Linked DNA regions of Homo sapiens: region 2 is linked to region 1. A link is a loop called in an ENCODE intact Hi-C map of the cell type or tissue named here. Cell type or tissue: heart left ventricle. All regions are shown on one strand. Each heading gives the region's core, and the rest is flanking DNA. Links, peaks and the distances in the headings are about the cores only.

Region 1 (17,617 bases), core at 8,619-11,118:
GGTTGCAGTGAGCCGAGGTGGTGCCATTGCACTCCAGCCTGGGTGACAGAGTGAAACCCTGTCTCAAAAAAAAAAAAAAAAAAAAGAAAGAAACAATTAGCCAGGCGTGGTGGTGGGCGCCTGTAATCCCAGCTACTTGGGAGATTGAGGCTGCTCTTGAACTCCTAACCCTGGAGGCCGAGGTTGCAGTGAGCTGAGATCGTGCCACTGCACTCCAGCCTGGGTGACAAAGCGAGACTCTGTCTCAAAAGCAAAATAAAACAAAAATAAATGTTATGAGGACACCTGGATTATAATTAGAAATTTTAATTTCAGTTTATAGTTGATCACACTTGAGGAAATTCAGATAGCAAGCTGTCACATAGAAAGTGCAAGGATTGGGCCGGGCACAGTGGCTCATGCCTGTAATCCCAGCACTTTGGGAGGCCAAGGCAGGCGGATCACCTGAGGTCAGGAGTTTTGAGACCATCCTGGCCAACATGGTGAAACCCCATCTCTACCAAAAATACAAAAAGTAGCTGGGCGTGGTGGCACACTCCTGTAATCCCAGCTACTCAGTTGGGGAGGGGGCTGAGGCAGGAGAATCACTTGAACCCAGGAGGCAGAGGTTGTGGTGAGCCGAGATTGTGCCACTGCACTCCAGCCTAGGCAACAGAGTGAGACTTTGTCTTAAATAAATAAATAAACAAACAAAGTGCAAGGATCACTGGAAATGAAGGAAATTAGCTTTCTTTAACTACTTAAACTAGCAAAAACAGAAAAGCTAGTATTGGCAGAGCTGTGAAGAAGCCAATATATCTGACTGGGGGACTGTAAATTGGTTCTGTTTTTCAGGATTCAATCTTTCGGACAATATGTAAGAAACTGGATATGTAAGAATTCCTATCCTTTGATGTCATAATTTTACTTTTGGTAATTTATAAGATATTAATCTCAAAGATAAAAAAAATGTTCTTAGAAGTGTTTTTAAGAGACTGGGTCTCACTCTGTTGCCCGGGCTGGAGTGCAGTGGCACAATCATAGTTCACTACAGCCTCAAACTCCTGGGCTTAAGCAATGCTCCCGCCTAAGCCTCCTGAGTTGTTGGGACTACAGGCTTGAGCCACAGCCTTTAGTAGCAAAACAAATTGGAAACCACATGATGGATTATTTACGTAACTTTAAGTGACAAATATATGGCTAATGATTCTTTTTTTTTGAGACAGAGTTTTGCACTTGTTGCCCAGGCTGGAGTGCAATGGCTCGATCTTGGCTCACTGCAACCTCTGCCTCCTGGGTTGAAGCAATTCTTCTGCCTCAGCCTCCCGAGTAGCTGGGATTACAGGCACCTGCCACCATGCCCAGCTTTTTTTTTTTTTTTTTTTTTTTTGTATTTTTAGTAGAGACGGGGGTTTCTTCATGTTGGTCAGGCTGGTCTCGAACTCCTGACCTCAGGTGATCTGCCTGCCTCGGCCTCCCAAAGTGCTGGGATTACAGGTGTGAGCCACCACGCCTGGCCAGCTGATTCTTACAAGGAAAGTTCTGAGGACTGTGAGACAGTCTTACAACATTTAATATGCACATACTGGAAACAAGATGCATACCTGACATTCATCTGTCCGTTTATTCATTCAGTTAACTGGTGTCTTTGTTCATTCATTCAGTTAATTGGTGTCTTTGTTTTTGTTTTCTTTCCTGAACATTGAAAACGTACCAGGCATGGTATTTGGTGCTGCCAACACCGTGGTGAGCAGGCTAGGCATGATTCCTGCTTTCCTGAGGCTTGCGTTTTGAAAGCAGTCCCTTCCCAATATAGAGTGCCACAAATAATCTCAAACGTACACTGATTTCATTTGCAGGTCCACTTTTTTGTTTTGTTTTGTTTTGAGACACTGTCTCGCTCTGTTGCACAAGCTGGAATGCAATGGTGGGATTCACTGCAGCCTCGACCTCCTGGGCTGAAGTGATCTTCCCCCCTCAGCCTCCGCAGTAGCTGAGAATACAAGCACACCACCACCACTGGCTAATATTTAATTTTTTTTTTTTTTTTTGAGACAGAGTCTCGCTCTGTCGCCCAGGCTGGAGTGCAGTGGCACGATCTCGGCTCACTGCAAGCTCTGCCTCCCAGGTTCACGCCATTCTCCTGCCTCAGCCTCCTGAGTAGCTGGGACTACAGGTGCCCGCCACCATGCCCGGCTAATTTTTTTGTTTTTTGTTTTTTGTGTTTTTTTTAGTAGAGACAGGGTTTCACTGTGTTAGCCAGGATGGTCTCGATCTCCTGACCTCATGATCCACCCGCCTCAGCCTCAGCCTCCCAAAGTGCTGAGATTACAGGCGTGAGCCACTGTGCCCGGCCTAATTTTTTTTTTTTTAAATAGAAACAAGGTCTTGCTATGTTGCCCAGGCTGGTCTCAAATTCCTGGCCTCAAGTGATCTACCTCAGCCTCTCAAAGTGCTGGAGTTACAGGCATAAGTCACTGTGCCTGGCCTGTAGGTGCAATTTTTAAGTTCATTAAGAGAAAAATCGGCTGGGTGCGATGGCTCATGCCCGTAATCCCAGCACTTTGGGAGGCCGAGGTGGGTGGATCCGGAAGGTGGAGGTTGCAGTGAGCTGAGATGGCGCCATTGCACTCCAGCCTGGCCAACAGACCGAGACTGTCTCAGAAAAAAAAAAAAAAAAAGAGAAGAAAAGAAAAGAAAGATGGAGGCAATCGACTGCTCTAAAACCTTAGACCTAGAAACAGGAACCTGTCTGACAGTGGGGAGAACGACTCCCAGACAAACTAGCCTGGCTGAATAGGAAGGACTCAACGGGAAGCAGCTTTGCAGTCATCTTGGTCCCCAAGGAAAGGGGATTCTGGTATTACCCCATAAAAATTTAACCTCATTCCTGAAGGATCTAAGTATGTAAGGGCATTGATGGTTTGCAAAGAGCTTGGAAGCACTGTTTATAGTAGCAAAAACAAAAATGTACTTGGAAAGAGATATGGATAAATTATAGAATAGACACAATGAAATGTAACACAGAGGTGGACGAATGGACTCCAGCTATTTGCAACAACATGGGTGAATATTAGAGACTTAATGTTGAATGGGGGAAAAGATCCCAGAGGACTGCATATGGTACAATACTCTTTCTCAAACCACTGGAAAAACTGAAAAAATAATACAGTGGGCACCCATATACTCTTCACCTAGAAGCACCAGTTGTTAACATTTTGCCACATTTGCTTATCTCACTCTCTGTGTGTGTGTGTGTGTGTGTGTGGTGGGTCTGTTTGGTGAAACTTTGAAAGTTAGTTATAGACATGACATTTCACACCTAAATACTTCAACATGTAACAACTAAAAACAAAGACATGCTACTATGTAACCATAATATCTAATCACACCCAAGAAATAGAGCGGATGCAATTTTTTTTCTCATATGCAGTCCGTGTTAGGATTTCTCCATTTGTCCCAATAATGTCCTTTATAGCTGTTTTAAAATTCAGAATTCAATTAGGTGTCATGTCTCTTTAATCTCCTTTAATCTAGAATAGTTGCTTGGCCTTGTTGTCTTTTATCGGCATTGCATTTTTGAGGATCCCAGGCCAGTTGTTTTGTAAAACGTCCCACAGTCTAAATTTGTCTGATTGTTTACTCGTTCCTGGATTCATATTAAACGTTTTTGGAAAGGGAACTCATGGGTGATGTTGTGTCCTTCCATTCTGTCACACCAATGTCAATTTGTTCCCTTACGCTAACTTTGACCATTTGTTTCAGCTGGTGTCTACCAGATCTCTCCACTAAAAAGGTCCCTTTTCCCTTTTTCTGAGATGAAGTCTCACTGTCACCCAGGCTGGAGTGCAGCAGCACGATCTCAGCTCACTGCAACCTCCACCTCCCAGGTTCAAGCAATTATTCTGCCTCATCCTCCCAAGTAGCTGGGATTACAGGTGCCTGACACCATGCCCGGCTAATTTTTGTATTTTTAGTAGAGATGGAGTTTCACCATGTTGGCCAGGCTGGTTGTGAACCCCTGAGCTCAAGTGATCCATGTGCCTCAGCCTCCCAAAGTGCTGAGATTACATGTGTGAACCACCATGGCTGGCCTCCCCTTTGTATTTAGTAGATAACCTAAGGAATTTGAACCATAGTCTTAAAAAAGCAAAGTTGTTCATAGTAGCATTATTCATAATAGCCAAAAACTAAAAACTAGTGCCAAACTGAAAACCACCCAAATGCCCATCAGCGATAGAATGGATGAATTGTGGCAGCTTCACAAAATTGAATATTAGACAGTGATGAGAATGAACAAGCTCCAGTTGCATGCCACAGCATGGATGGAGTTCACAAACTGAGCCAGACGCTACTTCATACCATATGACCCAATGTATAGAAAACACCAAAATAGCCAGGCGCGGTTGCTCTCGCCTGTAATCCCAGCACTTTGGGAGTCCAAGGCAGGTGGATCACCTGAGGTCAGGAGTTCGAGACCAGCCTGGCCAGCATGATGAAACCCTGTCTCTACTAAAAATACAAAAATTAGCTGGGCATGGCGGCAGGTGCCTGTAATCTCAGCTACTCAGGAAGCTGAGGCAAGAGAATCACTTGAAACCGGGAGGTGGAGGTTGCAGTGAGCTGAGATTACACCACTGCACTCCAGCCTGGGTGACAAAGAGTGAAACTCCGTCAAAAAAAAAAAAAAAAAAAAGAAAAAGAAAAGAAAAAAGAAAATACCAAAATAAAAGACACAACTCATCTGTGCTGTTTGCAGTCAGGAGAGTGGTTACCTTTAGTGCGGGAGAAGGGTACTCAGCAACCAGGGAGGGTTTCAAATAAAATTTAGAAAGAACAACAAACAGGGAAGGGATCTGTAACAAACATGGCAACTAGCTCATATAAAACTATGAGAAAAACGCAGGAACCTGCAATAGTTTTAAGGCAACAAAGATCAAAATAGATAAGACTATAAAAGATCTGAACGGAGTTCACCAAGAGGAAATGCCAGTGGCTAATAAGCCAATGGAAAATGTTTAAAATCACTAGCAAAACAATTTCACCTCTCGCAACAGTGCCAGGAAAGATTGATATAATAATATGTTCAACGTAACATTATAATTAGGAAATTCTATTTATAAGTTAAAGTAATAGCTAGGAAATGATGAAATGAAACGTGATATTATATCATGGAATAATATACAGCCATTAAGATGATTTTTACGAATATTTTTAAGGACACAGAAAAATCCCTTTGCTGAAATGTTAAGTGAAAAAAGATCCAAAAATGTTTGCGTGTGGATATGTGCATGTATATTTATGTATATATATGTGTATTACATGTGTGTGTATATATATGAATAGAAATATTTTGGATGTCTAGATAAAATTGGTAGAAAAACCACAGTAAAACTAAAAGACTGTACTATGCTATCTACTACATAATATATTATTTAACAGGGGTGATTGTAGATGAAATTTTTCTGTTTTAAACATGTCTGGAGGCTGGGTGTGGTGACTCCTGTCTGTAATCCCAGCACTTTGGGAGGCTGAGGTAAGTGGATCACTTGAGGTCGGGAGTTTGAGACCAGCCTGACTGACGTGGTGAAACCCTGTCTCTACTAAAAATACAAAAATTAGCAAGGTGTGGTGATGGGCACCTGTAATCTCAGCTACTCGAGAGGCTGAGGCAGGAGAATTGCTTGAACCCAGAAGATGGAGGTTGCAGTGGGCCGAGATCACACCACTGCACTCCACCCTGGGCAAAAGAGAAAGACTCCGTCTGGAAAAATAAAAAAACATGTCTGGAGGCGGGATGCCGTGGCTCACGCCTGTAATCTCAGCACTTTGGGAGGCCAGGAGTTGAAGACCACCTTAGGCAACATAGCAAGACCCCATCTTTACAAAAAATAAAAATAAGAAATAAACATGTTCGTATCTTGGGCCATGGAGTGGCAGCGGGCATCTTTTGCTTGTGATCAGTCAGTCACGTGACCCCAGCAGCATTTGTGTCCTGTTCCCAGTACCGTCCTGTAATTGGTCAGAGGATGAGCATGTGACTCCTCACTGCCAGTCAGAGCCTCCCTGGAAGGTGGTGTTTTTCAGCACAGCCCGCAGATCCTCATTTGGGACTTACGTGAGGGCATAGGATTCCTCCACGCTGGTGGTCGAGGGTCAGCCTCCGAGATTCTGCGGGAGAGACTCTCAAGGGTCACCAGCTGGAGCTGGTTCTGTGTCTGCAGGGAACCACCTGGTGCTCTCTCCATTAATAGCCCCCTACCGCGAGTTTTCTCTTCTTTATCTTTGTGACTTAGCCCAGTGTTCACAGAAGGGGAGGGGTGGAGGGTTCAAACGCTGTCATACACGTTTGCTTTTCGAAAAACAACAGGACACAAAATTTTATAAACATGAAATGACAGTACCTGGTACGTGACTCGAATGCAACTCAGAAGGGTGCCAGTAAGTTAGGGAATTGGCCTTTGGAAGGCTTCCTTCTTTTTAAAAACTATAATGTTTCCATATAATGTTTGTGTAACAAATGAGAAATGGGAGACCCCATTATCATTTACTAACGGTAAATTTACATAAAGTAAGCCAGGGTCAGCATCAGATAATTCCGTATAGCCCATATTTTAAACCTTCACATTCCTCCATTTCACAGATAAAGAAATTGAGCCTGAGAGGCTAAGAGACAGGATCACAGGAGCAAGGAATGTGATCCAGGTCTGGTTCCTTTGCATGGTCCTCTAGAAACATTATATACATTCATCTCAAAAATATATATATATGTGATATATATACACACGTATATAATATACATATTGTGTGTGTATATATACACATAATATGTGTGTGTGTATATATTATATATATATATATATATATATATATATATTTTTTTTTTTTTTTTTTTTTTTTGAGATGGAGTCTTGCTCTGTTGCCCAGGCTGGAGTACAGTGGCATGATCTTGGCTCACTGCAGCCTCAATCTTCTGGGCTCAAGCAATCCTCCCATCTCAGACTCCTGAGTAAGCAGGACCACAGGTGTGCACCACCAACTGCAGCTAATTTTTTTTTCTGTATTTTATGTAGAGATGGGTTTTTGCCATGTTGCCCAGGCTGGTCTCAAACTCCTGAGCTCAAGCAATCCACCTGCCTCAGCTTCCCAAAGTGCTGGGATTACAGGTGTGAGCCACCGCACCTGGCTTTCCCTGTAAAAAACTTTATAGAGATGTTTTCATGTTGTTTCATAATGTTCTTCTTTCATTCAGGAATATGTCATCAATGTATTTCTGCCCAACACTTCTACTGGCTACATAGGGTTCTGTTGTGTGAGTGGACCATAACTTATCCCCTATTGGACATTTAGGTCATTTCTCTGTCCTTTTCTATTTTTTTTTTTTTTTTTTTGAGACGGAGTCTTGCTCTGTTGCCCAGGCTGGAGTGCAGTGGTGCGATCTCGGCTCACTGCAAGCTCTGCCTCCCAGGTTCACACCATTCTCCTGCCTCAGCCTCCCAAGTAGCTGGGACTACAGGCGCCTGCCACCATGCCCAGCTAATTTTTTGTATTTTTAGTAGAGACGGGGTTTCACCGTGTTGGCCAGGATTGTCTTGATCTCCTGACCTCGTGATCCACCTGCCTCAGCCTCCCAAAGTGCTGGGATTACAGGCGTGAGCCACCGCGCCCGGCCCCCTCTCTCTCTTTTTTTAAGAGACAGGGTCTCATTATGTTGCCCAGGCTGGTCTTGAACTCCTGGGCTCAAGCTATCCTCCTGCCTCAGCCCCAAAGTGCTGTGTTTATAGGTGTGATGCCACCATGCTGGGCAGGTCATTTCTCATTGTCACTGATAGAAGTGTCACTGTGTACATCGTAGCACACCAGACTCCTTGCTCAGACCTGAAGTCGGATGTGGATCCCAGTCAGGGTGAAAAGGTGCTTGACCTACGTCAACTTCATGCCTCTGAAGGCACCCACTTCTTTGCTGTCAGCAGTGTCTGCTCCTTGGCACCAGGATTGGATGGTTGGTCTCATCCATCTGGAGCCTCTCGCAGAAGGATCTTCTTTGGTTTACTTGTTTGCTCACCCTCTCCAAATGTGCTGGGTTTAGTGTCAAACTCTGCATATATGAGTTCAAGTCCCGCAGGGTTAAGTTTGAAACAAAGGACAGATGCACACCATATATTCCCTATCTCTTTTTAATTACCAAATACATTAATTGTAGCAAATACAAAGAGAAGAAAATAAAAATCAACAGCTATCTCATAAGTCAGTCATAACCACTGTTAACACCTGGGTATGTACAGTTGTTCTGGAACCCTGATGTACCCCAGAATTGCTTGGGACTCTTGTTTACAATCTAGATATTCCATCACTCCGAGATTCTAATTCAGTAGAACTGCTCTAGGGCCCACACACCGGCATTGCAAATAAGCTCCCCAGGCGATTTGGACACCCAACTTTAAGAACAAGAATGCAAAAGCGTCTTTCTAGACATTACTTGATTTAAAAGAAAATAAAAATGAAGTTATACTATATATTCATTTTTTCTTTTTCTTTTTTTTTTTTTTTGAGACAGAGTCTTGCTCTATCGCCCATGCTGGAGTACAGTGGCATGATCTTGGCTCACTGCAACCTCCGCCTCCTGGGTTCAAGTGATTCTCCTGCCTCAGCCTCCTGAGTAGCTGGGATTACAGGTGCATGCCACCATGCCTGGCTAATTTTTTGTAATTTTAGTTGAGAAGGGGTTTCACTATGTTGGTCAGGCTGGTCTCGAACTCCTGACCTCAGGTGATCCACCCGCCTCGGCCTCCTGAAGTGCTGAGATTACAAGTGTGAGCTGCCGCGCCCTGCCATTTTTGCTTTAAAAAAAAAATCAGCAATAGAATGTGAACTTCTGTGTCTAAATACCCTTTATACATTTCTGTTGTGTGCATAGTATTCCATTAGACGAATATATTTCCATTTACTTAGTCAACACTATATTGTTGGACATTAGTTGCTCCCCCATCATTGCTATTGTAAATAATGCTGTGTGGCTAAATCTTTGTATACATTCTTAGTTCTTTCCTTAAGTTAAATTCCTAGGAAATGAATTCTGGGGTGAAAGTTTTCATTCTTTTGAAGGTTTTTGATAGATGCTGCCAATTTTTCCAGCAAAAAGGTTGCCCCACTGGGGCTGCTACTCCCATGAGCTCCCTTTGTGAGGAGCCGTGAGGTGAGATCTTCCCATCCATGATCTCAGCCATCCCTGCCAACTACCCAGCGGGCAGCACGAGGTACCTGCTCAGTGGTACCTGCTAAGTGCTCAGTAATTGGTCTACGCAGTGGACAGGAGGAGTGTTTTCTTCACTGACCAGAGGAGGACACTGAGAGTGGAGGGGTCAAGTGACTCGCTCAGGAACTGGGACTCAAAGCCAGCTTTGAATCTAGAGCCTGAGTTCTCTTCACCACCCCATCAATTTTTAATTGATATTAGAGAGGGAAGAACAGGCCGGGCATAGTGGCTCACGCCTGCTATCCCAGCACTTTGAGAGGCCCAGGCGGGCGGATCACTTGAGGTCAGGAGTTCGAGACCAGCCTGGCCAACATGGCGAAACCCCATCTCTACTAAAAATACAAAAATAAGCTGGGTGTGATGGCACACGCCTGTAATCCCAGCTACTCAGGAGGCTGAGACAGGAGAATCACTTGAACCCGGGAGGCGGAGGTTGCGTGACTGCGCAAGGGTCCTGGTGAGGGTCCCAGGTCAACTCCTCCCGTCCCAGTGTCTGCCAGGCCAAGGGGTGTGGGCGCTGCCCCACCTCTTTCCACACTTTCCCTTCCAGCTGCGTTGTGAGTGACCTCATTTTCCCTTTACAGCTGCCCTTGGAGTTTATTTCTGCAGAACCGGAATGTGGCTGAAAGAGTGCACACCCTATCTGCCCTGCCCTAGCCCTTCCAGAGAGCCCCCTACTTTTCCCTGACACACCCTCCTCTTCTCCTTGCATCTCCCTCCTGGGAGACCTGAGGAGGGGTCCAGAGTTCAAAGACAGAAACATATGGTGGTGGCAAGGGACTGGGCACCCATGGGAATTGGGGTCGGGGGAGGACTTTGCATCTGGACCGTGGGTTTATTTTTCTTTTAATTCTTCTGAAGAGCAGCTTAAACACTGGAGTCCTTGGCCGTATTTCCTCTTATCGTTTCTTCTTATCCAGATTGCAGTGTCTGCTAAGCCTGGTTCCCAGGCTCTCCGCTGTGAAACACAAACAGATTCTTGAGCTCGCTGCCCAAAACTGGGCAGAGGTTCTTGCTTAAATATCAAAAGCAGTAATGGCCTTCCATTACTCTGTGCTCCCCAGGTACAGAGGGACAGGAAGCCTTCTCTCCCTTTGTCCTCCCAGAAACCCAGGAGACAGGTCTTATTCGTGTCCTTCCCAAATCGAGGCTTGCGGAAGTGAGGCAGCCAATCCCAGGGCCCAAGGGCCCAAGCAGAGGTGCGAACCTGGGTAGGTCCACATTCTAGAGCTGCCCTCCCAAGCCCTCCACCATGGTGCCTCCTGGAGGTGGGGGCAGGCCCGGCTGATCTGTCGTCACAGAAGTTGGCAGGTGCTCAATCTTTGGCTAGAATTTTAAAGGGAGATCTTGAAGGTTCCCAAGCAAGAAGGATTCTAAATTCACTTGACTTTAAAGAGTGCCATTTGGGCGCAGTGGCTCATGCCTGTAATCCCAGCACTTTGGGAGGCTGAGGCAGATGGATCACTTGAGGTCGGGAGTTCAAGACCAACCTGGCCAACATGGCGAAACCCCGTCTCTACTAAAAATACAAAAATTAGCGAGGCATGGTGGTGGGCGCCTGTAATCCCAGCTACCTGGGTGGCTGAGGCAGGAGAATCCCTTGAACCCAGGAGGTGAAGGCTGCAGTGAGCCAAGATTTCATCACTGCACTCCAGCCTGCGTGACAGAGAGAGACTCTGTCTCAAAAAGAGTGCCGTGCCTTGCTTTTAGAACCAAACAAGTGATCTTTGAATGTTGCCATGTCAGGAGGGCAGGGAATTGCCAATGTGTGGAGCAACAGCTCATTAGGAAACGTGCCTTGATTTCTCAGTCATATTGTGCTGTGCTTCAAATGTGTCTCATGTCTCCTATGCAGCGTGTCACAGTGTCATTTGACATCAATCATGTTGGCAGGGCAGCAGACCCCCCCCGCCCCACCGATACATACATTTTTTGTTTTGTTTTATTTTGAAATAGATACAGCCTTCTTGTCATTCTTTTTTTTTTTTAATTTTTTTTAAAATTTTTTTGAGACAAGAGTGTCGCTCTATTGCTGAGGTTGGAGTGGCACTATCTCGGCTCACTGCAACCTCCGCCTCCAGGGTTCAAGTGATTCTCCTGCCTCAGCCTCCTGAGTAGCTGGGACTACAGGCACCCGCCACCACACCCGGCTAAGTTTTGTATTTTTAGTAGAGACGGTGTCTCACCATGTTGGCCAGGCTGGCCTCGAACTCTTGGCCTCAAGTGATCTGCCTGCCTCTGCCTCCCAAAATGCTGGGATCACAGGCATGAGCCACCATGCTTGGCCGTCATTCTTAATAGACACCAGGATACTGAAAAATGCTTTGCCACTCAGAAAAACAAGGGTACAAGCATGATACTATATGGCCACTCTCATTCCACTTCAGTGTGTGTGTATGGTGGGGGCACAAAAGGGATGGGTGGAGACTGTGGCAAACCGGTGAGCCCACACCCCTCCCAGGTGGGCAGCTGCACCAGCTCTTGTGGCTGGCACCCTGCAGGCATGCTGCCTCGACTGGAAATCTACATTTTTATGTGTAATCTCTCTCACACATCCTGAAGCCAAACACAACTTGCCTGTGGGCTATCATCTAAAATTCGGAGGCTAGCTGGAGTCCGCTCTGGAATAAGTCTGCCTGGCCATCCTTCCCAGCTCTTCCCCTTATTAACTGTGTTATCAAGATGTTAATCTCTCAGTTATTTAATACCTCAGTTTCCTCATCTGTCAAGTGCAGATCAGAATTTTGCCTACATCTGAGGGTTGTTATAAGGATTAATGAAAAGCCTTGGAACCCACTGTCTGGTGCCTGGACGCGCATGGTTAATGCCTGGCATTCTTTGTGTCTCTTTTTACAAGCGCAGGGTGACCACAGGTCCCAGTTTGCCGGGGGCAGGCCTGGTTCATGCTTGTGGTGCTGGTGTAATGATCACTAACTTGCCATTTCATTGTCGGTATTGACGTAAATGATATGATTTGCCTAGAGAAGCAAATACTGGCACAGTGCTGTTTAGGACTCTGATGAGGTTTAGACCTAATAGAAAGGCCATGGTCCAGGTTCCTTGAACATCCCTGGACAAGTCACTTAACCTTTCTGTGTTCAGTTTCCCGTTCTAAACGATTGGCAAGATGAATTCTAAGATCCCTCCATTCACAGTCATTCTGTCATTTGACAAACATCTTTTTTTTTTTTTTTTTAAACGCAGTCTCGCTCTGTCGCCAGGCTGGAGTGCAGTAGTGCGATCTCGGCTCACTGCAACCTCCGCCTCCTGGGTTCAAGCAATTCTTCTGCCTCAGCCTCCCAAGTAGCTGGGACTACAGGCGAACGCCACCACGCCCAGCAAATTTTTGTACTTTTAGTAGAGACAGGGTTTCACCATGTTGGCCAGAATGGTCTCTATCTCTTGACCTCGTGATCCACCCACCTCGGCCTCCCAGAGTGCTGGGATTACAGGCGTGAGCCACTGCGCCCGGCCGACAAACATCTTTCACAAGCTCAGACTCATGCCAGGCAAAGGTCCAGGGCATGGAGAAGCCAGGGGCAGAGCCTGGGTCCTCAGTGGGCACTTGGCCAGTGAAAACCTCCAGTGCAGGTTGTTGGGAATCTCTACCTTTTTTGTCAAGTGTTACTTGAAAGACCATTACCAAGAAATTGAATTGAAAGTTAATTTTTTTCTCCTTCTTTACGGAGACGAGTTTCACTCTGTCCCCCAGGCTAGAGTGCAGTGGTGCGATCTGGGCTCACTGTAACCTCCTCCTCCCGGGTTCAAGCAATTCTCCTGCCTCAGTCTCCTCAGGCATACACCACCACATCTGCCACCATACCCAGCTAATTTTTGTATTTTTATTAGAGATGGAGTTTCACCATGTTGGCCAGGCTGGTCTCAAACTCCTGGCCTTAAGTGATCCACCTGCCTCGGCCTCCCAAAATGCTGGAATTAAAGGCGTGAGCCACCGCGCCCTGCCTGACTGTTAATATTTTAAACCTCAGTTTCTCAGGAACTAATCATTCTGGTTGAATACATTTTGCTACACATTTCTTTTGTTTGTGGGGGGGTATCTAAGTTGTTTTTTTCTTTTAAGTCAGAAAACATAAATTTTCACTATGGAAAATTGTAAATTACAGAAAGGCCCAAAGATTTTCTTCATTTCTGCTGACTCTTCAATGAACCAGAGGGGCACGTGTAATATTTCCGCTTTCGGTTACTCCCCACCCCACACACCTTGTAGACACTTTGTCAAAACTACATTTTAAAAAAATGCTTTCCCCCAAATTCGTATGGATGTCTCCTAATAAAGTCACGCAGTCACTCACTGGTTCGTCCTCAATCAACCAGGCGTGGAGTCCTAACCTGTCCATGATTTTAAGAAAGGGCAGGCGCACAACACCCCCGCACGGAGAAATGAACAGGTGTGGCTCGGCAGAGGCCTTCCGCACCTGCGTTATGGAGTGGTGGCCGCTGTCGGCGATGGGGTCCCCGCGAGGGCACAAGTGATCGCGTGGCCACGGCGAGGCTCTGCCTCCGCCCCCGCGCTCCGGGTCCCATTCCCGAATTCTGCCCTCAGCGGCCTGGTCAATGAGGTTGGATCGTTGGCCCAGAAAGCCACTTCCTGCCGCGACTGGAGCCAGCCGTCGTTGTGAAAATTCCCCCCACGGGGAAGGAAGTGGCTCTTGGGCTGTTTATTTTGGCTGCGGGCTAGCAGACGGCGCCAGGGGCAGCGGCCACGCAGACCGGGCATTTGTCTAGCTGGGCGGGAGGCGGCGGAGCGGGAAGTGCCACAGATTGAGGGGCGCACGGCGGTGGAGGGAGGGGCGCCCAGTGGAGAGGGGGCTCACGGTGACAGAGGAAGTGGCGCCGCTTGGGGGGGTGCACGATGGCAGGGGGAGGGGTGCTCGGTGGAGGGAGGGGCACACGGTGGCGGGGGGAGGGGCGTGCCGCAGATTGAGGGCGAACGGTGGCTTGGGGAGGGGCGCTCCTTGGAGTTGGGGGCGCACGATGGCGGGGGCAGGGGTGCCCCTTGGGAGCAGAAGCAGAGAAGACTCGGAACTCCAAGAGCAGGTGGATCTGGGAGCCCCAGATCCTGGGCACTGGGTTGGGGGAGAAAGGGGTCAAGGTGTGCCCGCCCCCGGGATGCTCGGACTCTGGGGATCCAGGCCTGGTGACCCCCGGTGAGGAAGAGCCAGTGGGAGGAAAGGGCCGGGCGCTGCCCGGAGCAGAGGCTGGAGGCGAGAGCGATTGCTGCTTGCTGTAGCGCGGCCGCTCTCCAGTTCCTCCGGCAAGGGGGGCCTGGGGGAGGACTGGCCGAAAATACTGTGATGCTTTGGTCTAAGACAAAAGCCAGCAGGGGATGAGATCAAACACCATGACACTGCGAAGGGGAAGGCCAGCGCGGGTGAGGATTTGCCTTCCCAGAGAACCCCAGGGGCGGGGCTAGCTTCCACTCAGCCCGCATTACCCCCACCCCCGCCCCCACCCCCGGGGCGGGGTCTGGAGGATCAGCAAAACCGCGGGAAAGGTGACAGTCGCCTTCCCCACCACCGCCTGCATTTAGTAGGTGGAGGGACAGTCCCACCTCTCCACCCATTCCCTGCCAGAGTGTGATTTAATGTCTTCCTAGAACACAGGATATCACAGTCTGCAGCACAGAGATTTGAAGTGGGGAGAAAAGCATCTCTGGAAATGACTGGTGGGGGAAGCCCGCCACTGCTCTACAAAGGGTGGCCTGTGACAGCAACAGCGCAACACTGGGACTGTGTGTGTAGGTTTTAGGCACAAGCACTTTAAGCTGTGGGAGGAAAGCAGTTTGGCCTGGCTGGGATGGAGGGGCTGTTGGGGAGGAGGGAGGAGGGTGTGAAAAGGGGAAGGTGGCCGGTAGAGGGAAACCCACCATGGTTCAGGATGTCGGTGGGGATGTTGCACAGTTGGGCGGGGTATTGGGCTTCGATATCATGTAACCCCCGTCCTCCATGGAAGCAATGCCCCCCTCGTCCAGCCCAGGATCTAATGTGCATGCATGTACGTGGACACAGTCTCTAGCCAGGGGTGGTGCAGGGTGGGGTGCTGGGTCCCCAGGGTTGGCCTCTTAGCAGGGTGGGGCTGGCAGCTTCTGCTGACTCAAGGACATTTCCAGGCCTGGCCTGGAGGTTAAGCAGCTCATTGAAAACAGCTGCTCCTCTTGGCTGGCGGCCCTTTCAGGCGGCCTCTGGCTCTCCCTGGGATGACCCCTCGCCTCTGCGTGGCCTGGGGAGGGGCAGTGAAGGGAGAGAGGCTCAGAGGCTGGAGGCCACCCTGCCATGCCCTCAGGGATGGAACTGAGTCCCCTCCAGGGCTGGCCAGCTGTCCTCCAGCCCCCAGCTTTCCAGGAGCTAAGCCAGGTGGTCGCTGGGCCCTGCGTTCCTGCCTGCAGCCTTTGCTCCTGCGGTTGGGCAGCTTGGACCGCCTTCCTTGTCCTTGGAATGCCTTCCTTGTCCTTGTCTCTGCTTGTGCCTTTCAGGGTTTTATGTGACATGCCTCTCATTCAACACATATTTGTTGAGAGTCCGCTGCATGCCAGGCACCATGCTAGAATTAACTTCTCATCTGCCTCCTTCATCTGTGATGTCTTGTGGAGAGCAGCCGTCTTATCTGAGGTCAGACCTCTGGCTGCCTCTGTGGATGGGCTGAGTCCGGGGAAACTGCAGCAACAGCTGAGGGTTTTGCTCCAGAGACACAAACTGTTGTCAAGCCTTTGCACTCAGCCTCGCGACTTCACCAAAGCATTGTGTGCCTTGAAGCAGACAGGACGGGAGAGGAGGCCTCAGTGACCATCAAGGAGGAAGGAGATGGGTTACTCAATGTAGGGCAAATTGCTTTAAAACCCAGTTGCCCATGAGCACAGGCATGTTTCCCAGGTGATGACCTGGATGTCTGAGAAACAAGAAGTGTGGACTACATCAGAAATATTCCTATCAAACTAGACACGGTGGCTCACACCTAGAAATCCTGCACTTTGGAAGGCCAAGGTAGGAGGATCAGGAGGTTGGGGCCAGGAGTTCAAGATCAGCTTGGGCAACAAAGCAAGACTCCGTCTCTACAAAAAGTAAAAACAATTAGCTGGGGCTGCGTGCGGTGGCTCACACCTGTAATCCCAGCACTTTGGGAGGCCGAGGCAGGCGGATCACGAGGTCAGGAGATCGAGACCATCCTGGCTAATGCGGTGAAACCCTGTCTCTACTATAAATACAAAAAAATTAGCCGGGCGTGGTGGCGGGCGCCTGTAGTCCCAGCTACTCGGGAGGCTGAGGCAGGAGAATGGCATGAACCCCAGGGGTGGAGCCTGCAGTGAGTGGAGATCGCTCCACTGCACTCCAGGCTGGGCAACAGAGCAGACTCCGTCTCAAACACAAACACTTTGGGAGGCCAAGGTGGGTAGATCACGAGGTCAGGAGATTGAGACCATCCTGGCTAACATGGTGAAACCCCGTTTCTACTAAAAATACAAAAAAATTAGCCGGGCATGGTGGCGGGCGCCTGTAGTCCCAGCTACTCGGGAGGCTGAGGCAGGAGAATGGTGTGAACCCTGGAGGAGGAGCTTGCAGTGAGCCGAGATCGCGCCACTGCACTCCAGCCTGGGCAACAGAGCGAGACTCCATCTCAAAACAAACAAACAAACAAACAACAATTAGCTGGGCATGGTGGGGTGCATGCCTATAGTCCCAGTTATTCTGGGGGCTTAGGTGGGAGGATCACTTGAGCCCAGGAATTCAAGGCTGCAGTGAGCTATGATCATGCCACTGCACTCCAGCCTGGACAACAGAACGAAACTCTGTCTCTTTAAAAAAAAAAAAAAAAAGAAAAAGAAAAGAAAAAAAGAAAGAAAGAAATATTTCTATCACACTTCATTTATCTGGAAAGTTCATTTCTATCTATCACCTTCACCCCCAACCGTGCAGACTTAAACTTTTCCATGGATTGCTTCATGAGTTCAGCCTCTCCAGCTTCATTATAAACGCATGAGGGCAGAGGCTGTATCTTCTTTTGATTCCTAGGCTGGAATGCAGTGGCGTGATTATAGCTCACTACTGCCTCAGACTCCTCGGCTCAGTTATTCCTCCTGCCTCAGACTCCCGAGTAGCTGGGACCACAGGCACATGCCACCACACCTGGCTAATTTTTTTTTGAGATGGAACATCACTCTGTTGCCAGGTTGGAGTACAGTGGTGCAATCTCAGCTCACTGCAACCTCCGCCTCCTGGGTTCAAGCGATTCTCCTACCTCAGCCTCCTGAGTAGTTGGGATTACAGGTGTGCGCCACCATGCCCCGCTAATTTTTGTACTTTTAGTAGAGATGGAGTTTCACCATGTTGGCCAGGCTGGTCTCAAACTCCTGACCTCGTGATTCAC
Region 2 (8,890 bases), core at 4,139-6,638, 64 kb before region 1:
CATCTAAACCACCATGCAGTAATGTCTCTCCAGATAGGCATCCTACTTTCTTAAAATCCATGTAAAGTAATTTCAGAATTAATAGTGAGATTGTTTAAGATCAGGAACTAGGTAAAAATATTTTTAAATTTGTTTTTGCCAGAACTTGTCATTTCTTTATCATATTATTAAGAAAATACCCAAGGTAGAGTCTAATATGGGGAACACAGTTATATCTGTCTTAAAGAGAGAATAATGAATGCACATAGAACATGTGACTCACTTTAAAATCAAATCTGTTTTTAAGGAAATAGCAAGTGTCTTGGAATTTTACTGTATGTAGTTTTGAAATGGTGGGAACATGTGGCCCTTGAATAGTTTGGAGGAGCCAAATAGCACAATCTAAAAATCTCTAATCTACCCTCCCTCATTGTATAGCAGGGCAGAAAAAAGGAGGAGGAGCAAGAAAGGTCTAGTGTAGCTACACTGAGACCAGCACCCAAGTCCTGTGGCTCTATAGCTGGTGCTGTTCATTGTAATTACACTGCCTCTTTGAACTGTGTAACTTTATACTCAGTATTTGCCATGTTGATGTTGATTGTCAAACTACCAACAGCAGCTATAATTATATGTATAATGTGTTAGATATTCTGGGAATTTTGCAAGCGTGGAAGACTGTAGTCCATGATCTCAGGGTGTTACATGTTCCCTGTTTCCACAGATTTAAAGATCATCCAACGCTAAATGACAGATATTTGTTGTTACATCTTTTGGGTAGAGGAGGTTTCAGTGAAGTTTACAAGGTAAGTATAAGGAACTGGATACAAAGACTGGGGGTTAAATTATCGGCTCCTACCAACTTGGAGAACATTAAGAATACTGATAATTGTAGGTTGATATCCATTGGTTGAAATTCAAAAACTTTAAAAACCTGTATCTTTGGGAAAACAGCTTTCAATAAACCTAAGTGACCAAGCAGAATACAGTATTGCCATTTTCAAGTTTGAAAAATAAATAATTATAGATTTAAAAAACAAGAAGGAAATATACTGGGTCGTGGAATTATGATTTTTATTCTGGTTCTGTACTTCCTGCCTCATACATATTTGTTAGAAAAAAGTATGTGCTATCTTTCTTTCTTTTACAGAATAGATGTGTCAAACCTGTTTCCAATAAGAATAGGTTTTTTTCCATTGGAAAACCTGCTTTTTGTTTTAGAAGTGTTCTAATATCATTTACTAGCACTGGCAGTCTGAAAGAGTGTCCTGGCTTAGAGTGCTTCAGTTGGGCTAGCGAAGTACAGGCTGCTGAGCTTCCAGGTTGATTTTTACCAAATGAGGGATTCAATATGTTTTAAATATAGCTACAGATCCATAACATGTGGGTTTGATTTTTCTACGTGTTTCTGGCACCTGTCTGTAAAGTACAGAATTGTTTATTAAGTAGTCTTTGTTGCATAGCTGTCCCTTTCAGAAATACAGCTTTCACTGTTAGGATTTATGTTATGCTCATATGAATTTATATGTGATAAATCTTTTCAGTAAAATAGTTTTCATTGCAAATAAAAACGGTAAAACTATTTCTACTGTTTTCTTATTTTAATTTTTTTTAAATTGTGGTTTTATTTATTTATTTATTTTAGAGATGGGGTCTTGCTCTATTGCCCAGGCTGGAGTAAGGTAGCACAATCATAGTTCATTGCAGCCTCAAACTGCTGGGCACAAGCAAGCCTCCTGCCTCAACCTCTTGAGTAGCTGGGACTACAGGCCCAGTGCACTAATTTTTAAATTTTTTCTAGAGACGGGGTCTTGCTACATTGCCCAGGCAGGTCTCAAACTTATGGGCTCAAGCAATCCTCCTGCCTTGGCCTCCCAGGGTGCTGAGATTACAGGTGTGAGACACTGCACCCAGCTGTGATTTTATTAAGTATATGTTTCAGTGGCATTAAGTACTACAGTGTTGTGCGACTGACATCACTACATCACTGTTCATCTCCAGAACTATATTATGATTAGTGCACTACTCTACTGGTTTTGATATTCTAGTATCTTTTTTTTTTTTTTTTTGGAGACATTGTCTCACTCTGACACCCAGGCTAGAGTGCAGCAGTGCAGTCTCGGCTCACTGCAACCTCCCACTCCAGAGCTGAAGTGTACTCCCATCTCAGCCTCCCAAAGTGCTGGGATTACAGGTGTGTACCACCATACCTGGCTAATTTTTGTATTTTTTTTTATAGTGACAGGGTTTCATCATGTTGCCCAGGCTGGTCTTGAACTCTTGGGCTCAAGTGATCACACCTTGGCTTCCCAAAGTGTTGGGGTTACAGGCATGAGCCACTGCACCTGGCTTCTAGTATCTTATTTGTATTTTTTAATCTGTGTTTATAAGTAGGATTGGCCCATAGTCACCTTTTGTATGCAAGCAGCTTTGTCAAAATTTGATGTCATAATTATTCTAGCTACTTAGATAGAGTTGTGAAGTCTCTTTTTTTCCATGCTCTGGAACCCTTTTCATCACTTGGGAATTGTTGGCTCCTTGAAAGTTTGTTAGAGTTGACTCATAAAAATTCTTGGGCAGGACAGTCTCTGTGGCTCATGTCTATAATCCCAGCACTCTGGGAGCCGAGGCAGGAGGATCACTTGAGCACAGGAGTTTGAAACCAGCCTGGGCAACATAGCAAGACCATGCCTCTACAAAGAAAGAAAAGAAAAATCTCCTGGGAGATGTTGAGTTAGTGGAAAACATTTGGCTGTGTTTTCAATTTCTTCTACAACTATTGATATATTCAGATTTTCTCTCCCTTCTTAAGTCAGTTTTGGTAATTTAATTTTTCTAGGAAATCTATTTCATTTAGATTTTTTTTTCTTTTTTAATAGAGACAGGGTTTCACTGTGCTGCCTAAGCTGGTCTCAAACTCCTAGCCTGAAGTGATCTTCACCCCTCAGTCTTCCAAAGTGCTAGGATTACAGCCACCATGCTTGGCCTAGATTTTTTAAAAATATTTTCCACATCTTAGTTACTTCTCTGTTCTTGTAAAATTTTTATTTTTGTGTTTCTTGATTGATAGGCTAGAGATTAGTCAGTGTTGTTATTAATTTTTTTCCTAAGAATCAACTTTTTTGTTGATCAAAACTATTTGGTTAGTTTTCTATTTCATTAATGTCTGCTTTCATTCCTTCTTTCTGCTTTCTTCATTTTTATTTATGTTCATTCTTAAGTCAATGCTTAGTTTATTTTCTTTGTAATTTTTTATTGTAAAAAGATAGATATAAAATTTACCATCTTAACCATTTTTAAGTGTGTAGTTCAGTAAAGTACATTCACACTTTTTGTGAAATAGATCTCAAACTTTCTTTCATCTTCCAAAACTGAAACTCTGTAGCCATTAACCAACTTTCCTTTCCCCCTCCTCCTTGTCCTTGGAACCATTTTACATTCTGTTACTCTGAATTTGACTATGTTTAGATTTCTTACAGAAGTGGACTCATACTACGTCTTTTTATAATCAGCTTATTTTACTTAGCATAATGTCCTCAAGGTTCATCTGTGCTATAGCATGTGACAAGATTGCCTTCCTTTTTAAGATCACTTAATATTTTATTGTATGTACCACATTTTGTTTATCCTCCTCTGTCGATGGACACTTGGGTTGCTTCCATCTCTCGCCTACCGTGTATAGTGCTGTTGTTTTTGTTTTTGTTTTGTTTGTTTGTTTGTTTTGAGACAGAGTCTTGCTCTGTCGCCCAGGCTGGAGTGCAGTGGTGCAATCTCGGCTCACTGCAACCTCCATCTCCCCAGTTCAAGTGATTCTGCTGCCTCAGCCTCTTCCAGTAGCTAGGATTACAGGTGTGCACCACCAAGCCCAGCTATTTTTTTTGTATTTTTAGTAGAGACGGGATTTCACTGTGTTGGCCAGGCTAGTCTCGAACTCCTGACCTCAAATGATCCGCCCATCTCTGCCTCCCAAAGTGCTGGGATTATAGGCACAAGCCACCGCACCCAGCCTATAGTGCTGTTTTGAATTTGGGTGTCCAGTTATCTCTGTGAGACTCTGCTTTCAATTCTTTTGGATGTATACCTAGAAGTGTATGTAATTTTAAATCATCAAAATTGGTTCTTGGTGCCTCCCAGTTACTTTTAGTAATTTGATCATCCTATTTTTTCCTAATGTATTTCTTCAAACATTTTATTTCTTTTTCTCTTGAGACAGAGTCTCACTCTGTCGTCCAGGCTGTAGTGTAATGGTGTGATCTTGGCTCACTGCTGCAACCTCTGCCTCCCGGGTTCAAGTGATTCTCCTGGCTCAGCCTCCCGAGTAGCTGGGATTACAGGCGCCCGACCCCACACCCGGATAATTTTTGTATTTTTTGGTAGAGACGGGGTTTTACTATGTTGGCTAGGCTGGTTTCAAATTCCTGACCTCGTGATCTGCCTGCCTCGGCCTCCCAAAGTGCTGGGATTACAGGTGTGAGCCACCACGCTGAGCCCCACACATTTTATTTCTGAAATCTAAATACTTCTTACAGTGATGTGTGCATTTAATGTAGTTTTTCTTTTGCTGTTCTCCACTCTCCACAATCCTTTCTTAAGTCAGTGGTAGGTCACAGTGTCTTGGATTTAGAATAGAAGTACAGTGTAGTAGTTAGAGAAAATTATGCTTGAAATAGCATTGGTGCTCTTATAAATTGGGTGGTATTTAATGTTTTTTTCTTTTGTGGTTTTTTTTTTTTTTTTTTTTTTTTTGATACGGAATCTCGCTCTGTCGCCCAGGCTGGAGAGTGCAGTGGTGCTATCTCGGCTCACTGCAACCTCTGCCTCCCGGGTTCACGCCATTCTCCTGCCTCAGCTTCCCAAGTAGCTGGGACTACAGGTGTCCGCCACCACACCCGGCTAATTTTTTGTATATTTTTTAGTAGAGACAGGGTTTCACCATGTTAGGATGGTCTCGATCTCCCGACCTCATGATCCACCTCCCTCGGCCTCCCAAAGTGCTGAGATTACAGGTGTGAGCCATCGCGCCCGGCTTATTTAATGTTTTTAAAAATTATTTGAAATGGTTTTCTACTGTGAAGCCATAATGGTATTCATGATTGTGAATGGACTGAAGATTCTTTAAGAAAAGAAGTTCAAAAGTTTCCATTTTTGGCCGGGCATGGCCTCTACTGCCTCTAACCCAATATTTTGAGAGGCCAAGGTGGGAAGATTACTTGAGGCCAGGAGTTCAAAAACAGCCTGGCAAACACATTGAAGCCCTGTCTAGATAAAAAAATAAAAATAAAAAATGTTGCAATTTTTGTGAAATAAGATATTATGTCTGAAGTGAGTGGTTTTTATACTTTAAACATACTGGTTTTAATTTGGTATAAATGATGGAAGTTTCTCTATTTTATAAGCAGCTCTCTCTACATGCAGTGCTTATCCAGAGAAACTTAGGTTTAGATAGATCTGTAAAGTAGTGATCACCCTATTTAGGTACTGTTTTCTGCACTTGTTGCCTTCATTTATTTGTATATTTGTGGAAATTAGCAGATGGGTGATAACAGTGTTGAAACTGAAGTAGTAAGCTTTTAATCTAAACTTTACAAACTAAGAAAAACTATTCTAAAGAAGCTATGCAATAAATTCTTTTGTTTGGAGGGAAATCTTCAATTGAATTGAAAGATTACTTTATCAAATTATGATTTACACCCAGCTTCCTCAAAAATCCATGTTACCTTTTTCACTGTGCTATAGCAAGCACTACATAGCTGATGCAGGACTTGCTGGCAGTGGTGGCCATTGGGGAAAGCTGGTTCCTGCCTCTGGACAGTGCTGGAGAAGTGACTTGGGGTGACTAACTTCAGCCATTTTTGGGATTAGAAACTGCTTTTCGGCCAGGCGCAGTGGCTCACGCCTGTAATCCCAGCACTTTGGGAGGCCGAAGCGGGGCGGATCGCCTGAGGTCAGGAGACCAGCCTGACCAACATGGTGAAACCCCATCTCTACTAAAAATACAAAAATTAGCCGGGCGTGATGGTGCGTGCCTGTAATCCCAGCTACTCAGGAAGCTGAGGCAGGAGAATCACTTGAACCCGAGAGACAGAGGTTGCAGTGAGCCAAGATTGCACCGTTGCACTCCAGCCTGGGCGACAGAGCGAGACTCCGTCTCAAAAACAACAACAACAAAACCACTTTTCATTTACCCAGCATATAGAGATGGGACTAAAGGCAGGGCTGTTTTTTGTTCTTGTTTCTCTTTTTATTTTAATAAACAATATGCCAAATTACAGGGTGGTTTTGTAAACAATCATACCAAAGAAGTATATTGTGAGGGGTTATTTTCTCCAGGAGGCAGGCAGTGTGTGTCCCTGGAATTTCAAAAGTGACAGGATGTTTGAAGCTTGTAAAGTCCCAGTGTCAACTGAAGGATAAGAGACAACCTAAGGCAGACGGGTCCCAGACAGGAATAGATGGTGTCCAGAAAGAGAATGGTTGGGAAATGATTCTGAAGGCAGGGGCTATCTTTCTGTTTGTGGTGTTGGCCTGGTTTTATGTTCTAAATCCCTTGGTGCCAGTGTGTCTGGAGACTTCTAAATTATCTAATCACAAGTTTCAAGAAGGTGCTTGCAACACTGATATAAGTATGTGATGTATTTAATAATGTATTTTGGACTTTGATTATGTTATATGTTAAATTAAAGCTTCACATCAGTTACCTGTAATTTTTCTTAACATTTACCCAGTATATAATTTATTCTCTTTATAGGCATTTGATCTAACAGAGCAAAGATACGTAGCTGTGAAAATTCACCAGTTAAATAAAAACTGGAGAGATGAGAAAAAGGAGAATTACCACAAGTAAGTGATACTTGAGTGTCTGACTTTTTAAAATTAAATAATACCTGTAGTTTGAGCATTATGCTACAAGCTTTACGTGCATTGTTGTTGGTTTTGTTTTATGTAATCTTCATAACTGCCCTGAGAGAATAAATACATTCTCAGTGTTACGACGAGGAAACTGATGCTTACAGAATTGGAGTAACAGGAAGTGGCTGAGCTGGTATTTAAATCCAGACTTTCCTGAATCCAAAGCCCTAGGTACTCTTAACCTTCCCTTCCTTTGTGGCTAGAAATAGCTATAGTAAATAAAGCCTTAGAAATCATTTTTGCTGGCCGGGCACGGTGGCTCACACCTGTAATCCCAGCACTTTGGGAGGCTGAGGCAGGCAGATCACGAAGTCAGGAGATCGAGACCATCCTGGCTAACACGGTGAAACCCCGTCTCTACTAAAAATACAAAAAATTAGTTGGGCGTGGTGGCAGGCATCTGTAGTCCCAGCTACTCGGGAGGCTGAGGTAGGAGAATGGCGTGAACTCGGGAGGCAGAGCTTGCAGTGAGCCGAGATCACGTCACTGCACTCCAGCCTGGGTGATGGTGCGAGTGCGAGACTGCATCTCAAAAAAAAAAAAAATTGTTGCTTGTCTATAGAAACTAGACCCTAGGGAGCTGCTGGTGGGCTGTTTCTGCTACTTCAGTCATTTCCTTCTAGAAGAGACTGGGGGCACCTGGTGTGTCTTGGTGGCACCTGTTTGACTTGTTCAGCCTCTCTGTGCTATGTTCTCCTCCCGGTCACAGTTTGCCCATCTCAAAGTTCTTGGTCTTCAGGGTCCCACTTCTGTGCTTGCTTCTCTATAGAATAGTACTAGTGGCAGCCTTCATCTGTACTTGGGATGTGGGGTAGAGAGGGGGGGCTTCTTTAAAATGAATTGTTACAATATGCACAGCTGTGAATTGCTTTGTTCCACTGATGTCAGGTTTTGCCTATATCTCCCCAAGCTTCTGAACGTTGGAGTTCATGGCTCATTTGCTTTAGAGGCTATGCAGACTTAATTTGCTATTAGGTTCCCCACTGGGCTTAGTTTTGTTTCCTTGTTGTTGGTACAAGTATTGAATCAGACAAGTCCTGCCCTTGAAAGGAGGGGACAGGCTTTTTTGACAAAGCAAACACCTCCTTTCTATAAAGGCAGTCTTGGTTTTTTTTGGTGTTTTGTTTGTTTGTTTGTTTGTTTTATAAATAATAATTTGGAAGGGGAAAAACAGTGGTCTTTGAAGTAGCCCTTTAGTTGGCTTCTAGCCTGGTCCAAGGCAACTCTTGCTCTATACCTCTTGTTCATCAGGGACCCAGAAGTTCTTCCTGTTCCAGACAGATGGGCAGTGGTGCTCAGCACTGGAGAAGGGAAGGTTCCTGCTACATTAAGAGCAACAGGGCTTAGCAGAGGGAGAAGGGATGACCTGTGGCACCCTGCGTGTGTTTCTTAGGTGACAGGCAGCTGCAGTCCAGATGCTCCTGAGGAGCAGTTACATTATTATAAGAACATTCCAGTCACTTGATATGTAGGGATGAGTGGCACACCGTAGTGAGTGCCAGGAGCACTTCAGAGAAGGAAAGCACATGTTGTTCTGACCAGTTATAAGTGAGCAATGCCACTACTGTATTGAGACCCTAAGAATGCCTAAGGGTGTTGGACCAGTACATGCTTCTCTTTAAAAATGCCCTGTAGGGCATTTTTATACATATACAGATGTATATGTATAAAATATACGTATACATCTGTATATGTATAAAATATACGTATACATCTGTATATGTATAAAATATACGTATACATCTGTATATGTATAAAATATACGTATACATCTGTATATGTATAAAATATACGTATACATCTGTATATGTATAAAATATACGTATACATCTGTATATGTATAAAATATACGTATACATCTATACATATACATATTTTTATACATATACGTCTCCTGTGCTGAGACGTATATGTATTTTGCCTAGTCTCAGTATCCAGGTTTCTGGCTGACCTTGCAGAGAGCTCTAGTGTTGGATACCACAGCAACTGCAGGTGGGCGTTCTGC

Evidence for each region. A loop is a pair of places that touch in the nucleus more often than their neighbours do. Peaks named below come from ENCODE experiments on the same cell type or tissue, not always from the same donor. Only the 100,000 strongest peaks of a DNase experiment are listed, where the experiment ranks them.
Region 2: a loop joins it to region 1, with 4 times the contacts of the local background. A loop is called at or near these places in 2 of 110 quality-filtered maps.

What each region holds. Positions count from the first base shown.
Region 1 is chr17:62,638,673-62,656,289 of GRCh38, forward strand. All of the region lies in intron 1 of MRC2 (mannose receptor C-type 2), which reads left to right. Among named protein-coding and RNA genes, the nearest start is that of MRC2, 20 kb to the left of the region's middle. RefSeq lists enhancers at 13,181-13,892, 13,893-14,603, 15,316-16,026. In heart left ventricle, for the core only: no CTCF peak of the experiment used is centred there; a DNase peak (open chromatin) is centred at 9,730; H3K27ac peaks cover 1,917 bases.
Region 2 is chr17:62,579,411-62,588,300 of GRCh38, forward strand. TLK2 (tousled like kinase 2) reads left to right here. Exons shown (of 22, transcript NM_006852.6): 15 at 701-782; 16 at 6,725-6,816. Among named protein-coding and RNA genes, the nearest start is that of MRC2, 44 kb to the right of the region's middle. In heart left ventricle, for the core only: no CTCF peak of the experiment used is centred there; no DNase peak of the experiment used is centred there.